Linked DNA regions of Homo sapiens: region 2 is linked to region 1. A link is an interaction called in ENCODE POLR2A ChIA-PET data of the cell type or tissue named here. Cell type or tissue: IMR-90. All regions are shown on one strand. Each heading gives the region's core, and the rest is flanking DNA. Links, peaks and the distances in the headings are about the cores only. Region 1 overlaps TBC1D19 (TBC1 domain family member 19). Region 2 has its middle 30 kb from the start of CCKAR.

What was found. ChIA-PET counts read pairs that join two places held together with the same protein. Peaks named below come from ENCODE experiments on the same cell type or tissue, not always from the same donor. Only the 100,000 strongest peaks of a DNase experiment are listed, where the experiment ranks them.
Region 2: POLR2A ChIA-PET joins it to region 1 with 11 read pairs; 2 of 35 experiments call an interaction of 5 or more read pairs at or near these places.

Annotation. Positions count from the first base shown.
Region 1 is chr4:26,672,519-26,679,864 of GRCh38, forward strand. It overlaps TBC1D19 (TBC1 domain family member 19), which reads left to right. Exons shown (of 21, transcript NM_018317.4): 11 at 1,258-1,370. Among named protein-coding and RNA genes, the nearest start is that of TBC1D19, 92 kb to the left of the region's middle. In IMR-90, for the core only: no CTCF peak of the experiment used is centred there; no DNase peak of the experiment used is centred there.
Region 2 is chr4:26,456,633-26,463,978 of GRCh38, forward strand. No RefSeq gene overlaps it. Among named protein-coding and RNA genes, the nearest start is that of CCKAR, 30 kb to the right of the region's middle. In IMR-90, for the core only: CTCF peaks have their summits at 1,761 and 2,744 (motif pointing right); DNase peaks (open chromatin) are centred at 1,649, 2,789 and 3,269; H3K27ac peaks cover 2,620 bases.

The DNA.
Region 1 (7,346 bases), core at 530-5,529:
GCACCCACACACCTCTCATTAGAGTTAATGGGAATATGCTCCCGCATCAGGAGAAAATATAACTGTAATGGTTCCCAGTGACCATTCACAGTGGTGTGGCTTAATAACCAAAGTGGCTTTTAGTATTCTGGGGAATAGTTTTTCCCTATCTTTTGAAGATTCTTTTCCTTGTTTTTATAAATCCTTTTTTGTCTTTGAGATATGAAGTACAGATTGGTCTTTGTGTCAGAATGAACCTTCTATGGCAATTATATTGTCATGTACCAAATCCCTACTTCAATTTTTAAAAATTGTATTTATTTAGAATTTATTTGTATGATTTGACACTTTTATTAAGAGCAATTTCAAATTAAAGAATATGCTTCATCTCTTTTTTATTTCATGATTCCTTTGTTTCTTCTGCTCATGTCATTTTCATTTAATATAAGATTTTTTTTAAGAAGAAAATATAAGAAAACAATACTGGTTAGATAAACATTAGCAGTTGTTTTGATATGTCTTTTTTTGGTTTTGCTTCATTTTGTTTTTTTGGACCTTTATTTCCAGACTGAATAGCTGACATCTTTATTAAAGAAAATAAAAATTAAAATGAAAGCAAAAGATAACATATTGATTGTGTGAACTTGGCTTTTTAAGAATAATTTGAGCCTTCTTGCAAGGTTATGAGATCTTTGTTTCTACGTCTTTGAAAATCCCTGTTTTCTGTTGATTTTGGCAAATAACTAAGAAGTCATTTAATAGAATAGATAGCTAACATTCTTATATATTGTAATTCTTAGGCATGAAACTTCATGTACCATACATTTCCAAATATTAGAACATTCATGATGTAGTAGAATATGCATAAGAAATTTGGGGTTTCCGTAGCTATGAATTAACTTGATAATGGAATCTAAAAATTATTTCATATATATATATATATATATATACACACACACACACACACACACACACACAATACTAGTTTCAGATCCATGGAGCTATAGTTAAAGCAAAGTGATCTCAAAGTCCTTACATTAAGTCCCTCCTTATCCACACTGGGTAGGAGGTGGAAGAGCTTAAGGCTTGCAACTGGGAGGGCTGCAAATAGGGCTGTATTGAAATCCAGAGAATAAATTTTAAAAGGTAAAGATACGGTGTAATTATGTTAGATAGAAAGACTGAATATCAGCTTCCCAAAAGATTTATAATTGAAGATTTCAGTGATGTTTCTTACATTCTGAGTTTTCAAAGGAGATTTTCATATACTTTTGATAGTTCTAGCAGAACAAGATAGTGCTGCTGCTCAACAGTACATCAGACAAGGAAGTCCCACGGCACTGAGAGCTGAATTGTGGGCTCTCATTTTGAATATTTCCAGCCAACCTGAGGTAAGAAGAAAAAAAGGGTGGGTCAGATTTTAGCTTTGGGGTATTTATTTTTCAAAGACCAGTTATTCAAAATTGAAAAAACTTTTGTTTCTTAATCTATTATTAACCCCCTTTTTAAATTTTCAAAATCACTATAGTTTTAGGTTCTAAAATAAGATTTAACATATAATTTAATATTGTCTGCTTAATATTGAAGTTTTTGTTATTAATAATTAATGAAATGGTGTGACCTTACATATACAACAAAACAGTAAGTAAAATTTTGAGAAGTGGAGACTGACAATTTAGATCTGTGAAGATGTGTGGTTGAATACGGATGTTAGACTACGGAGAAATAAAGAAAGGCAACTCAGGTTAAGTAAATGGATTCTTTGTCCCTATAGGTACTTTTGAAATATGCACTATTTTTATGGTTCTAGAAATTGACAGATTAAGTGGGAATGTTATTTTTCTATATGTAAGAACATTTTATTTTAGGAAATATGAATATGAAAAGAGATCACCAGCAGATGGGTAATAGATTAAATAAAGCAAAACTATGTAAGACATTGATTCTTGAAATATTCTTAGTGGGGATTTTTTTGTTTGTTTTTTGCTTAAGCCCATTAATCATAGAAGTTATCCATTTAAAAAATTTTAATGAATAGCACACTAATAGTTTTCTAGCCTGGTGTTTAAAAACATGGGTTTTGGAATCATACAGACCTGATTTCAACTTCTAGCTCACCCAGCTTACTAGAAATATATCATTGAGCAAGTACTTAAATTTCTTCAAACCTCAGTTAACCCACACTTAAATATAGGTAATAATATTTATATCACATAATCGTCAGAATTAAATGAAATAACGTACATGTACTTTTAACATAGTGCCTGGAACATAAATGATCACCATTAATAAAAGTAATCATAAGAGTTACATATTACATTTAATCATGTTATAAATTAATTATAATTAATAATGATGTTTTTAAAGAAAATCAAATATTATTAATATTGTTATAAAAACTATACCTCTAACCCTTGCAAACTATGTATACGTGCATGTGTGTATACTGTGTTTTAAATCTCCCTCTGAACAGTTCTGTCAAAAATCACTTGCTTCCTTTGTGAAACAATAAAGCTTGCAATTTATTTCAGAGCAGTTTTAGACAAATGATATTGCTGACTTTTTATTGTGACACTTTAGAGAAAATAGTTTATAAAATAGTTTTGAGTATATATTGGGCCTTTTTTTGGTGAGTGTATCAATTCTTGTAGAAGAAGATACAACTCTTGTCCTGATCTAACTTTGTAGATGCACTGCCAACTTAACTGTATAGAAATTGTATTAACAAATTCTATCTCTTCGCAGAAGAATCACTGCGATTTCTAAAACAAATTTAGAATATTTCCAGAAGTATCATCCTAATAACCCCACGTAATAATAAAATAATAATCCCAGGTAATCATTTTTTACAGTGTTCAAAAATCATTTTTACTACTTGTAGGTGTTTTCTTGTAAAAAGAAAAAAATTTTTAAGGTGATTTTTACCCTTGAATTTTGGAGCTAATAGCCATCTGAGTTTTCTAATTGCAAAGTGACAAGTCTATTCAATATCTGTAAATAGAAATTAATATTTTCAGGAAAGCAACCCTGATTTTTTTATTAAAGCATCTTTTATCATTTACAGTTAATTTCAGCTATAAAAGTGTGACCCCAATGAACTATAGCAGTTCCAAAATAATTGTTGTAGGTGGTACTTTAGAGAGAAAGAGAGAAGGAAAAAGAATACTACTTCTTATTAGGAATACCTTATTAGAATTTTTTGTTGAATCGCTTTTCAATCACATAAAATAAGCTGCACATATAATTGTAGTCATAGTTGAGGAGTTAGACATAAATGGAAGATTCTACATTTCACAAACATAAAGCTATTCTTTAAAATCTATTTCAATACAAAGACTTTGGATATAATACTTGTGGTTCCTAGTAGTTAATTCTTTTCATACTTTGAATAGAATATTATCTAACTTTCATTTTTTAAAGAAAATCTATGATAGGTTTAAGAAGATTGCTTTTGTATATTTCCTTTTCTACGCATTTCTAGGTATGTGTCAAAATATCCATATTTAGTAAACATTGTTCATATTTTAAAAATTTTTAAATTTCAGTTTGCTAAATTAAAGACAGAAAATGTTCTTCTACTTTTGCTCTAGGTACTTGCTTACTGATAACAATAGCCAAGACTAATATTAACATTTAAGATTTTCTTTAATAATTTCTTAGGAAGGTTCTTACAACCTTACATTGGCTCTTAACAATGCCTGATCTGCCTAGATTTTTGTGGTCAGCTCACTTAGTCTTCACGGTGCCTGTTTCTGACCTTCACTCTCTTCAGTCCCTTCTCTTCAGTCTTAGCAAAATACTTAACCTCCTGATACTTAGAGAAAACAGAAGTCATCATTAGAAATTCATTCAAATTCTTCCTGCCAAACTTGTAAACTTAATTGCATCAGTACCTGGTCCTTTCCTCAACTACTTTTACTTAAATGGAAGAAATGTCAGGCTGGGCACAGTGGCTCAGGCCTGTAATCCCAGCATTTTGGAAGGCTGAGCCAGGTGAATCACCTGATTTTGTGAGTTTGAGACCAGCCTGGCCAACGTGGAGAAACCCTGACTCTACTAAAAATACAAAAAATTAGCCAGGCATGGTAGTGCATGCCTGTAATCCCAGCTACTTGGGAGGCTGAGGCAAGAAAATGTCGTGAACCCGGGAGGCAGAGCTTGCAGTGAGCAGAGATCGCGCCACTGCACTCCAGCCTGGGCAGCAGGGCAAGACTGTCTCAAAAAAAAAAAAAAAAAGAAATGTCTACCTCTTATACCTGTTGTCAGTGTTTAACCTCATTGACTATTCCTTTATTGACATATTCCTTTGCTTTTGTGACACAGTGCTCTTTCTGGCATTCTTCATTTGTGGAGGGTCTTCTTTGTCTTATCAGTTAGGATTCTTGAGGGTCTGTCTCTTCTTCATACATTCCTTAGCAAATATTACAAACTCCCAAAGCCTCAGTTACCAGTTACCTCAAATCTATATGCCTTCTTCTCAGATCTCTCTTTTCTAAACTTTAAATGCAGCTGCTTAGTGAACCTAAGCACTCGTGTATCTCACAAGCACCTCAAATTCAAGATGTCAACACTCTTCCTAAATTCCTTTTTCAGTACCACTGTCCATCAAGGAACCGTAGCCAGAAACCTGGTGTCATCCCTAGCTCCTGAATATCATATTGTATTACTCGATAATTATACTACTCAATAATTCCTTCTTGATTTAACTCCTAAACATGTTTCACTACCACTCTCATTTCAAAATACCATCATTTCTTGCCTGGATTAAAAAAAAACAAAACCTTCTACCTTATCTTTCTGACTTCAGCCTTGTTCCCTATAAATCCTTTTTTTTTTTTTGAGACGAAGTCTCACTCTGTCGTCTAGGCTGGAGTGCAGTGGTGCGATCTTGGCTTACTGCAAGCTCCGCCTCCCAGGTTCACGCCATTCTCCTGCCTCAGCCTCCCGATTAGCTGGGACTACAGGTGCCCGCCACTACACCGGCTAATTTTTTTTTGTATTTTTCAGTAGAGACAGGGTTACACCATGTTAGCCAGGATGGTCTTGATCTCCTGACCTCATGATCCGCCTGCCTCGGCCTCCCAATACCCTGCTTTTTTAAACACTGAAATCTGGTGATATGGTTTGGCTGTGTCCCCACCCAAATCTTGAATTGTACTTATAATTCCCATGTGTCATGGGAGGGACTAGGTGGAGATAATTAAATCATGGGAGCAGTTTCTCCCATCCTGTTCTCATGATAGTGAGTGAGTTCTCACGAGATCTGATGGTTTGGTTTTATAAGGGGTTTCCCCCTTTACTGGGCACTCATTCTCTCCCCTGCTGCCCTGTGAAGAGGTGCCTTCTGCTATGATTGTAAATTTCCTGAGGCCTCCTCAGCCATGTGGAACCGTGAGTCAATTAAACCTCTTTCCTTTATAAATTATCCAGTCTTGGGTATTTCTTCATAACAGCATGAGAATGGACTCATATAGTAAATTGGTACTGCAGAGAGTGGGGTGCTGCTATAGATATCTGAAAATGTGGAAGCGACTTTGGAACTAGTTAACAGGCAGAAGTTGGAATAGTTTGGAGGGCTCAGAAGAAGACAGGAAAATGTGGGAAAGTTTGGAACTTCCTAGAGACTTGTTGAATGGCGTTGACCAAAATGTTGATAGTGATATGGACAATGAAGTCCAGGCTGAGATGGTCTCAGATGGAGATGAGGAACTTGTTGGGAACTGGAATAAAGGGGATTCTTGTTATGCTTTAGCAAAGAGACTGGCAGCATTTTGTCCCTGCCCTAGAGATCTGTGTAACTTTCGTCAGTCGAGAAAAATGACAAGACAAGTCTCAATTATTTTAGGAGGTTTGTTTGCCAAAGTTAAGGATGTGCATCCTGGAAACAGGTCTATGCCTTCTCCAAAGATGATTTTGAGGGCTCCAAATTTAAAGGGGAAAGAGCGAGGTATTGAGAAGTACACAATTTTTATGTAAGAGGTGGGCAGGGAAAAATAGTTATTCATGCCTTTGCCTGGCTCAGCGAAACTGCTTTTTTTTTTTTCAACCTCAGATGACATAGACAAATGGAGTGAGGAAAAATGTGGAGAATCTGCATTTTTATATGAGATAACATAGAAAAAAATGGGACAGGGAAACAATCAGATATGCATTTGTCTGGTGGGCAGGGAGGTGACTGCACCTGTAAAAATAAGCTATCAGCTTACATTGTGGTAGTGAAATTTTAACAGAAACACCTTACAGTAAAGATCTTTGAGCTCACTAGGAATTTCCTTGTGGGTAAAATATGGGGGAGGTATGTAGCTTTTCGTCCTATAATCATCTTTTTTAGGAAACAAAAGGGGAGGCAGTTTTGCATGACCCAGTCCCTAGCTTGACTTTTCCCTTTAGCTTAGTGATTTGGGGACCCCAAGATTTATTTTCATTTCACACTTTGCACTTGAGAGAGTTAATTTAGGGTAAGTATCTGGTGGAAGAAATTTCTAAGCAGCAAAGCATTGAAGAGGTGACAGAGCATAAAAGTTTGGAAAATTTGCAGCCTGACAATGTGGTAGAAAAGAAACACCCATTTTCTGGGTAGAAATTCAAGCTGGCTGCAGAAATTTGCATAAGTAATGAGGAGCCAAATGCTAATTGCCAAGACCATGGGGAAAATGCCTCCAGGGCATGTCAGAGACCTTGACAGCAGCCCCTCCCATCACAGGCTCAGAGGCTTAGGAGGGAAAAATGGTTTCCTGAGCCAAGCCCCGGGCCCCCCTGCTCTGTGCAGCCTCAGGACATGGTGCCCTGTGTCCCATGCTTCAGCTCCAGCCATGACTAAAAGGGGCCAAGATACAGGTCAGGCCACTGCTTCAGAGGGTGCAAGCTCCAAGACTTGGCAGCTTCCATGTGGTGGTGGTCTAGCAGGTACACAGAAGTCAAGAATTGGGGTTTGGGAACCTCCATCTGAATTTCAAAGGATATATGAAAATGCCTGGATATCCAGGCAGAAGTGTGCTGCAGGGATGGAGCCCTCATGGAGAACCTCTGGTAGGGCAGTACAGAAGGGAAATGTGGGTTGGAGCCCCCACACAGAGTCCCCACTGGGGCACTGCCTACTGGAGCTGTGAGAAGAGAGCCACCATCCTCCAGACCCCAGAATGGTAGATTCACTAACAGCTTGCACTGTGTGCCTGGAAAAGCTGCAGACACCCAATGCCAGCCTGTGAAAGCAGCTGTGAGTGGGGCTGTACTCGGTAAAGCCACAGGGGCAGAGCTGGCCAAGGCCATGGGAGTCTACCTCTTGCATCAGCGTAGTTAATGCTGGAATGAGTTGAAACTTTGGAGGACTGTTGGAAGGGCATGATTGTGTTTTTAATTGTGAGGAC
Region 2 (7,346 bases), core at 1,287-6,286, 220 kb before region 1:
AGTTTGACTCCACAGGGGACCACCTTGGGAGACATGTGTATGCAGCTAGAATTGCCTCCTGGAGGAATGAAAGGGGGTGGCATTTACTCACTAGATTTGTCCTCCATTGGCTGAGGGATTCATCGGGGGCTAACTCCCTCACATTTTCCATTTTGCAAAAGATGTCAGAATGACATCTCTTCACTCTCTAGAATCTCTAGAAACAGCCTCCTTGACCTATGCTGCCACGTTGTCACCAGCTCGAGGGAGGCAGGGATATGGGGAGGGGATGCCCTGTGGGCTGCAAAACTCTACAGAGGGGCTGGATAATGAGCGCACATGTGTCTTCAGTGGGGAGGAATTTAAAGTGATGTACTCAATATGACTGTCTCCATCATCCAAGGAAACACACACACACTTCACTGGGGACCCGTGTAGACACACTGTAGGCCGTCATTTTCCTTTCTCATCAGATAGCACATGCTCTTCTGAAAGATTATTTTCTATAAGCCACACAGTTGGAAGGAAACTCCACCCTTCATCCACAAAGACTGGTTTGGTCCTGGGATCCACCCTCCACCTCCTACTCAGTCCCTCCCACCCAACTCTTGCAGGTAATAGGTAACGCTGGTTTCTTACTATATCCAGGCAAATTCTTTAACAGCCTGGACTCCACAGCCACACTGCCTGGGATCTTTGCTGGTTCTGCCATTTGCCAGCTGGATGACCTTGGACAGGTTACCTAACCTCTCTGAGCCTCATTTCTTCATCTTTAACATGAGGATCATAGCAGTACTTCTTAGGATCTTTGCAAAGATACATTGAGATCACATATGAAGAAGCACTTTTCTCTGGTTCCTCGAAAATGCCAAGGGGCCCTCACCCCCAAGCCTTCATGCCCACTTTTCCTTTTGCTTGAATTGCTCTTCCCAGATCTCCTCATGGTGGACTTCCTCACTTCACTCAGGTGTCACCTCTCAAAGACGGCCAGCCTAAGAATTCTCTCTCCTCCAGCGCCCTAGCTCATTCACTCTTCTCTCATTCCCTGCTTTATTTTCCATGTAGCGCTTGCAGCTCCTGCATTCGTGTCCTTGTTTATTGTCTTTCTCACCCACCAGACGGCAAGACCCAGGAGGATGGAAACATCTGTCTCCACCACTGTATTCCCAGAGCTAAGAATAGTGTCTGTAAAGGCCCCAAATATATTTACTGGATGAATTTATAGAATAAATAAGTTCCATGGGGACTTCCCAGCAGGTCAGTTGGGTTGAGGGGATGAGGGGTTTGTCTTCCCTACTGGTGAGAAGTTGTCCAAGGGGCAACCATTAAACACACATACATACACACATACGTACATGCACACATATGCACACAGACCTGTTCCTAGGGACAAACATTAATTCTCAGAAAGTTTAAATCTACTTTCAAGGAAAGAGGACACTTCCTGGACTACAACAGAGTCTGCCTGCCTGCCCCTGGCAGAGTGAGCTTTTAGTGATTCTGTGAGGCAGTGGCCACTCCGGTCAGTCTAAAAAAACCAGCAGCCAGGCGTTGAGTGTATAAACATCAGGGCCCATTCCAGAACCATCAGCTTCTTGATGGCCATTCCTGAGCCACACTGGGTCTTGCAAGAATCTTTGAAATTGAAGCTGTCTGTTTGCTTATATGTCTGTGTGGTTTTCTCTGCTGCGGTCTGTGTGTGTTTTCCTTCTGCTGCACTCAGAGGAAAGTTGGGCCAGACTTTCCTTTAAATACGCAGTGTGGGGTAGGGGGCAGTGTGAAGGCAGCTGTTGTTCTCCTTTGCAAGTTCCCCACATGTCAGTTGCAGATATTTAAAAAGCACAGGAAGCATGCGTGTGTGTGCACGCGCACACACACATACACACACATACACACCAGTTTTTTTGGTGGGGAGTGGGGTAGGGGGACTTCTGGCGTATGCTTTTGAGTGGGCAGTATGCTCTTGAGTGCCAGGATTTTCTGAATCTCCACATTCCAGGCCTGACCATCTTCAGGAGACCTTCTCCATCTTTCAACCTCAGTTTGCTTCTTCCCAGACTCACAGTCTATGAAGGAGTAGCATCAAACCCAGCAGAAACAGCACATCTATCAAAGGAGGCTGTCACAGAATTTACTGGTTAGAAATTTCATTGAGCTCTAGTTTATAAACTAAGCTTTTTTTTTTTTTTTTTTTTTTTTTTTTTTTTGCAGGAATGCTCTGGGGGGACATATATATTTTAGAGGTTAAATTATATATATATATACATCAAATGTAACCTTTTAAAACACTATTAATGCAAAAACAGTAGTTTCCGTTCATTCTTTTGAAAATGGAATACTACTGTCAAGTCTTTTTTTTTTCTTTTTTGACATGAAGTCTCACTCTGTTGTCTAGACTGGAGTGCAGTGGTGCGATCTCAGCTCACTGCAACCTCTGCCTCCCAAGTTCAAGTGATTCTCCTGCCTCAGCCTCCTGAGTAGCTGAGATTACAGGCATGCACCACCACTCCCAGGTAATTTTTTTTTTTTTTTAAATAGAGACGAGGTTTCACCATGTTGGCCGTGCTGGTCTTGAACTCCTGACCTCAGGTGATCCGCCCGCCTCGGCCTCCCAAAATGCTGGGATTACAGGCGTGAGCCACTCCGCCTGGCCTCAAGTCTTTACGGTAGATTATGTTTCCACAATTTTCTGCAAATGTTTTCCGTTTTACGCAGGTAGTTAAAATTTAAACATATGCCGGTAAGGCTAATTTTAAGTGTTAGCCAGTAGATGGCAGTAAGTTTGAACTTGGTCTGGGAAATGGCTTTTCGGTAGTTTGATGTAACAGAGCACACAAGTCAGCCTGAGCATAGCATAGGCTTAAAGGTAAACAGCTTTCGACAAAAACGAACTGAAACGTGGCCACCAATTATGATCTTTGTAATGAGCATCTTTGTAAAGTCCGCTTGCACTTCTATACTTCATGGCATTTATTAAGAAATCTATACTGAAGGCCCACTTTGTGCCAGGAGGGGCGGTTGTAGCACACAGGATTGTTGCCATTATGAAAGTTACATTTTAGTACAATCACTTCATTTGTCATCCCAATACAAATGGTCTCTAAATGACCTTTCGAAGCAGGTGTATTGAGGTGCAAAGCGAAGTTGTTACAGAGAGGTTTTTAAAAACGTTCTTTATTGGCTCTCCCAACAATCCCATATGGGTATAGTCATCAAGAATGAAAAGCAGATCCTGTGGCTCACTAAAATGACTTCTGCATGAACTAAGAGAAGAAAGTTTAGTTTCCAGAAGGTTGGATCATCTCTTAGATATGAAAAAACAAACTTTTATGATTCCTTGAGCTCAGAGTTGATGAATCGGCACGGACAGGTCTGGATAATGTTTCAGAGGCTTGGAAGAATGTGTCCTCTTGTTCTTCTGTCTCTAGGGCTTGCTTATGGGGTGGATAATTCAGACAGGGGGATGCCTTCCACAGTCAGAATCCTGTTCTGCTGTGTTTTTCAGGTGCAGCAGGTGGTCCAGGAGGATTGCCAAGGACCAAAGGCACCTCTCCCAGGATGCTGTGATGCTGGTGGCCAAGCCAACCAGGCTCAGGTTCCCCTTGTGCGTGATGCTACTGGAACCTCCTAGCCCCAGCCGATTAGTCCAGCGTGGGCGTCTGATGGGGCAGCTTTCAATTCACTGGAAGCCCAGCTTGGAGTGGCAGGTGTCTGAAGAACAGCAGATGGATTGGCAGCAAAGTGTGGAGGCCCAGGCACCAAGCCCCAGGCGGGGAGAGGGTTGGGGTTCAAGTGAGTGTTCAGGACAGTACGAAGGACACGAGACCCTCGACTGCAGCAGGCTCAACCTACTCCAACTTTCTCCTTGATAAGAATCCCCTGGGGGAGGGCGGACACAATGGCTCACGCCTGTAATCCCAGCACTTTGGGAGGCCAAGGTGGGTGGATCATGAGGACAGGAGTTGGAGACCAGCCTGGCCAACATGGTGAAACCCTGTCTCTACTAAAAATACAAAAATTAGCTGGGTGTGGTAGTGCATGCCTGTAGTACCAGCTACTTGGGAGGCTGAAGCAGGAGAATGGCTTGAACCCTGGAGGCTGAGGTTGCAGTGAGCCAAGATCGTGCCACTGCACTGCAGCCTGGGTGACAGAGGGAGACTCCATCTCAAAAAAAAAAAAAAATCCCTTGGGAAAGGTGGTGGTGCTGACTACATATACAGATAACCAGGCCTTTCCCCCAGAAGTTCTGCTTTAGTGGTCTGGGGTGGAGCTTGACTTTCTTTATTTCTTTTTTTTAATTTATTTTTTTCCCTTCAAGACAGGGTGTTGCTCTGTTGCCCAGGCTGGAGAGCAGTGTCACTATCTTGGCTCACTGTAACCTCCACCTCCACCTCCCAGATTCAAGTGATTCTCCTGCCTCAGCCTCCTGAGTAGCTGGGATTACAGGCACACACCACCACACCCAGTTAATTTTTGTATTTTTAGTAGAGATGGGGTTTTGCCACGTTGCCCAGGCTGGTCTCGAACTCCTGGCCTCCTGTGATCTGCCTGCCTCGGCCTCCCGAAGTGCTGGGATGACAAGTGTGAGCCACTGCACCGGGCCTCTGAGTTTCTTTATTTCTAACATGATGGGGCTGGTCCTTGGACCATACTGAGTAATAGGGGCTTTGATTCCCTTTCAGCTCTCGATTCTACAACGATTCATGTCACTGAAATGACTCTGGTTTTCTATGTAGTAGGGAAAGAATGTTGGATGTCAACATTTCTGTAGGCATCTGTCTTGTGACTGCCTTGCTATTAACCCTTTACAAAAGCTATCTCATTTAATCCTCTCCACACTCAACCCTGTGATTGCCTTATTATCCCCATCATAGATACAATCAAAAGAGGATCAGAGAGCTTAAGTAATTTGCCTGAGTTGAACAGTAAACAGGTGAAGGAGGTGAAGGATTTGGGATTCGAACCAACGTCAGGCTGGCCTAATGCTCATTAATTACTTACTTATCTAATTACTTACTCTATACCGAATTATTTAAAAATCTGTAGGTTGTGTAGGGGGGCGGCTCATGCCTGTAATCCCAACACTTTGGGAGGCCAAGGTAGGAAGATTGCTTGAGGCCAAGAGTTCAAGCATCAACCTGGCCAATGTAGCAAGACGCCATCTCTATAAAAAAAAATCTATGAACTAAATGCTATAGCAGGCACTGGGGACATAAGATGAGCAGAATAGATGAGGCATTGGCCCTTGTGGAGCTACCAGCTTATCAGGAAACGTGGGTATTTAAATAAGAAATGCCACCACAGAGCGAAAACAGATCTGAAACCTTCCACTTATCACCGTGTCCATTGCTGCCGTCTGGTCCTTGTCTCCCTCATCTCTTGCCTAAAGGACTGCAATGATTTCCTCGCTTTCTGTTTTGTCTAGAATATTCTTCCCCAGCTCTTTATGAGGCTGGCCCATTCCTGCACTCCAACCTCACCTGCTCTGTGAGGCAGTGTGTGGGGTAGCGGGTGACAGCGTGACTCGTGGTGCCAATACCTGGGCCTGCCTTCCAGCTCTTCTGCTTTTCAGCTGTGTGAAGCAGGGCAGGTTACTTCACTTCTCTAGGTATCACTTTTCTCACCTGTAAAAGGGGCAGTAACAGCTTCTACTCCGTAGGGTCGCTGTGAGGATTAAGTGAGTTAATATACATGAAGTTCTTAGAATGGTGTGTGTCAAAGCGTAAGCAGCATAGAAACTTCTGTCACTGTTATTCCCTACCCACCCTGCCTACCTGTGGCACACCCTCTTCCATTCAAGTGTACCACACCACACTGTTACATTTTCTTCATAGTCCTTGTGATCAAACCACCTGTGTGTTTATTTGTGTGCTGTCTGTCTCTCCACCTCTAGAATCTAAACCAGGAGACCTGGGCATTGTCTTGTAACCCATGCATTTCCAGTTCCTGGAGCTGGGTCTGGTATATAGTAGGTTCTCAAGAACTATGTCCTACAGGAATGAATGAATAGACATGAGAAGTTGGGGTGCTATGGGAGAATGCAGTTGTGTTCTCTAGCTCAGGCCAGGCTGTCAGGGAATGGCTTCCTGATACAGTGCATGACATTGACTCAATTAGACACTGTCCCCCAACCCAAAAGCCACAGCTTCTGCCATTAAGTACAGATGATGGAAACAAATGTATGGACTTCGCTGGCCTCTGCTGACTTCTTCCTTGAGTAGTTTGAGCCTTCCTGGAAAATCTTTAAGAGACTTTAAGCTCAGAAGTCAAAACTTGAAGAACCTCTAGTTATTGAATGTTAAAGCCAACAGTCTGTCTTGGATCGTGTTGGTGTGTGTCATACCTTTGACATTATATTTAAACATGAGTTTTTATATTTAATAAACAGAAGGGCCCTGAGAGATTTCCTGGAACCTTCTGCTCACATTAATCATCTTCTTGAACACATACTGCCATTTGGACTGCGGATCTGGCCAAACTTTGAGGGAGGGGTGAAGAGGAAGAGAAGTCCTCATAAGCCCAGCTAGAATTGCCAACAGGCTTCAACTTTCCCTGAGCAAATGATAGAATGAAACAGATGCATGGCTTTTGCTAAGCCCTTCTTGCAGGATTTTGAGCCTTCCTGAAAAATGAGCTCTATGCTGGGGTCTGCCTCACTCTAGGCTGCTAGGAGTACGAAACCAGGATACCCTAGAAAATGTCCTCAGCTTGTAAATGTCGTTCTCATGAGACTGCTGATTTCTCAAATCCTAATAGCAAAGTCTTTCTTTTTGCAAAGAGACAAGACTTGAAAAACACATACGTTTGGGAGGAGAAAGTCTGTAACTGAAATTCAGTCTAAGAAGTGAAAGCTCAACCCCAGACTTTTAGGTTGAAAAGTTTTGGTAGGGAGAAGGCAGACGAGAAAGATAGGGAGACATGTAGAGAGAGGTGGTAGGAAATAAAGGACAGTGTATCAGTCAGCTACCACTACAGTAATGCTGTGTAACAAAAACATCCAGACTCAGTGACACACATTGAGCATTTATTTTTCCCTCATGTGGCCATTGGTCAACTTGGGTTCAAGCCTCATCTGTTTTAGGCTTGGCTCCAAGCTGCAGATAAGAACCTGATCTGGCCCTGGGTCTCTCTTGTCCTTCTTGGACCAGCTTCATACTGAGTGTTTCCACTCATGTCTCTTCAGTCCTAGGCTTAAAACTTGCCCACTGTCACTTCGGACCCCCATTCTTTTGGCCAAAGCAAGTCACACAGTGAATCCCAATATAGCTGGGAGAGGGAAGTGTATGCTTCCCATGGAGGTACTAGTGGTGATGTTTGCTGAGCAATAATTGAATCTTCCACAGGCAGCCTGCATATCAAAGGCCACC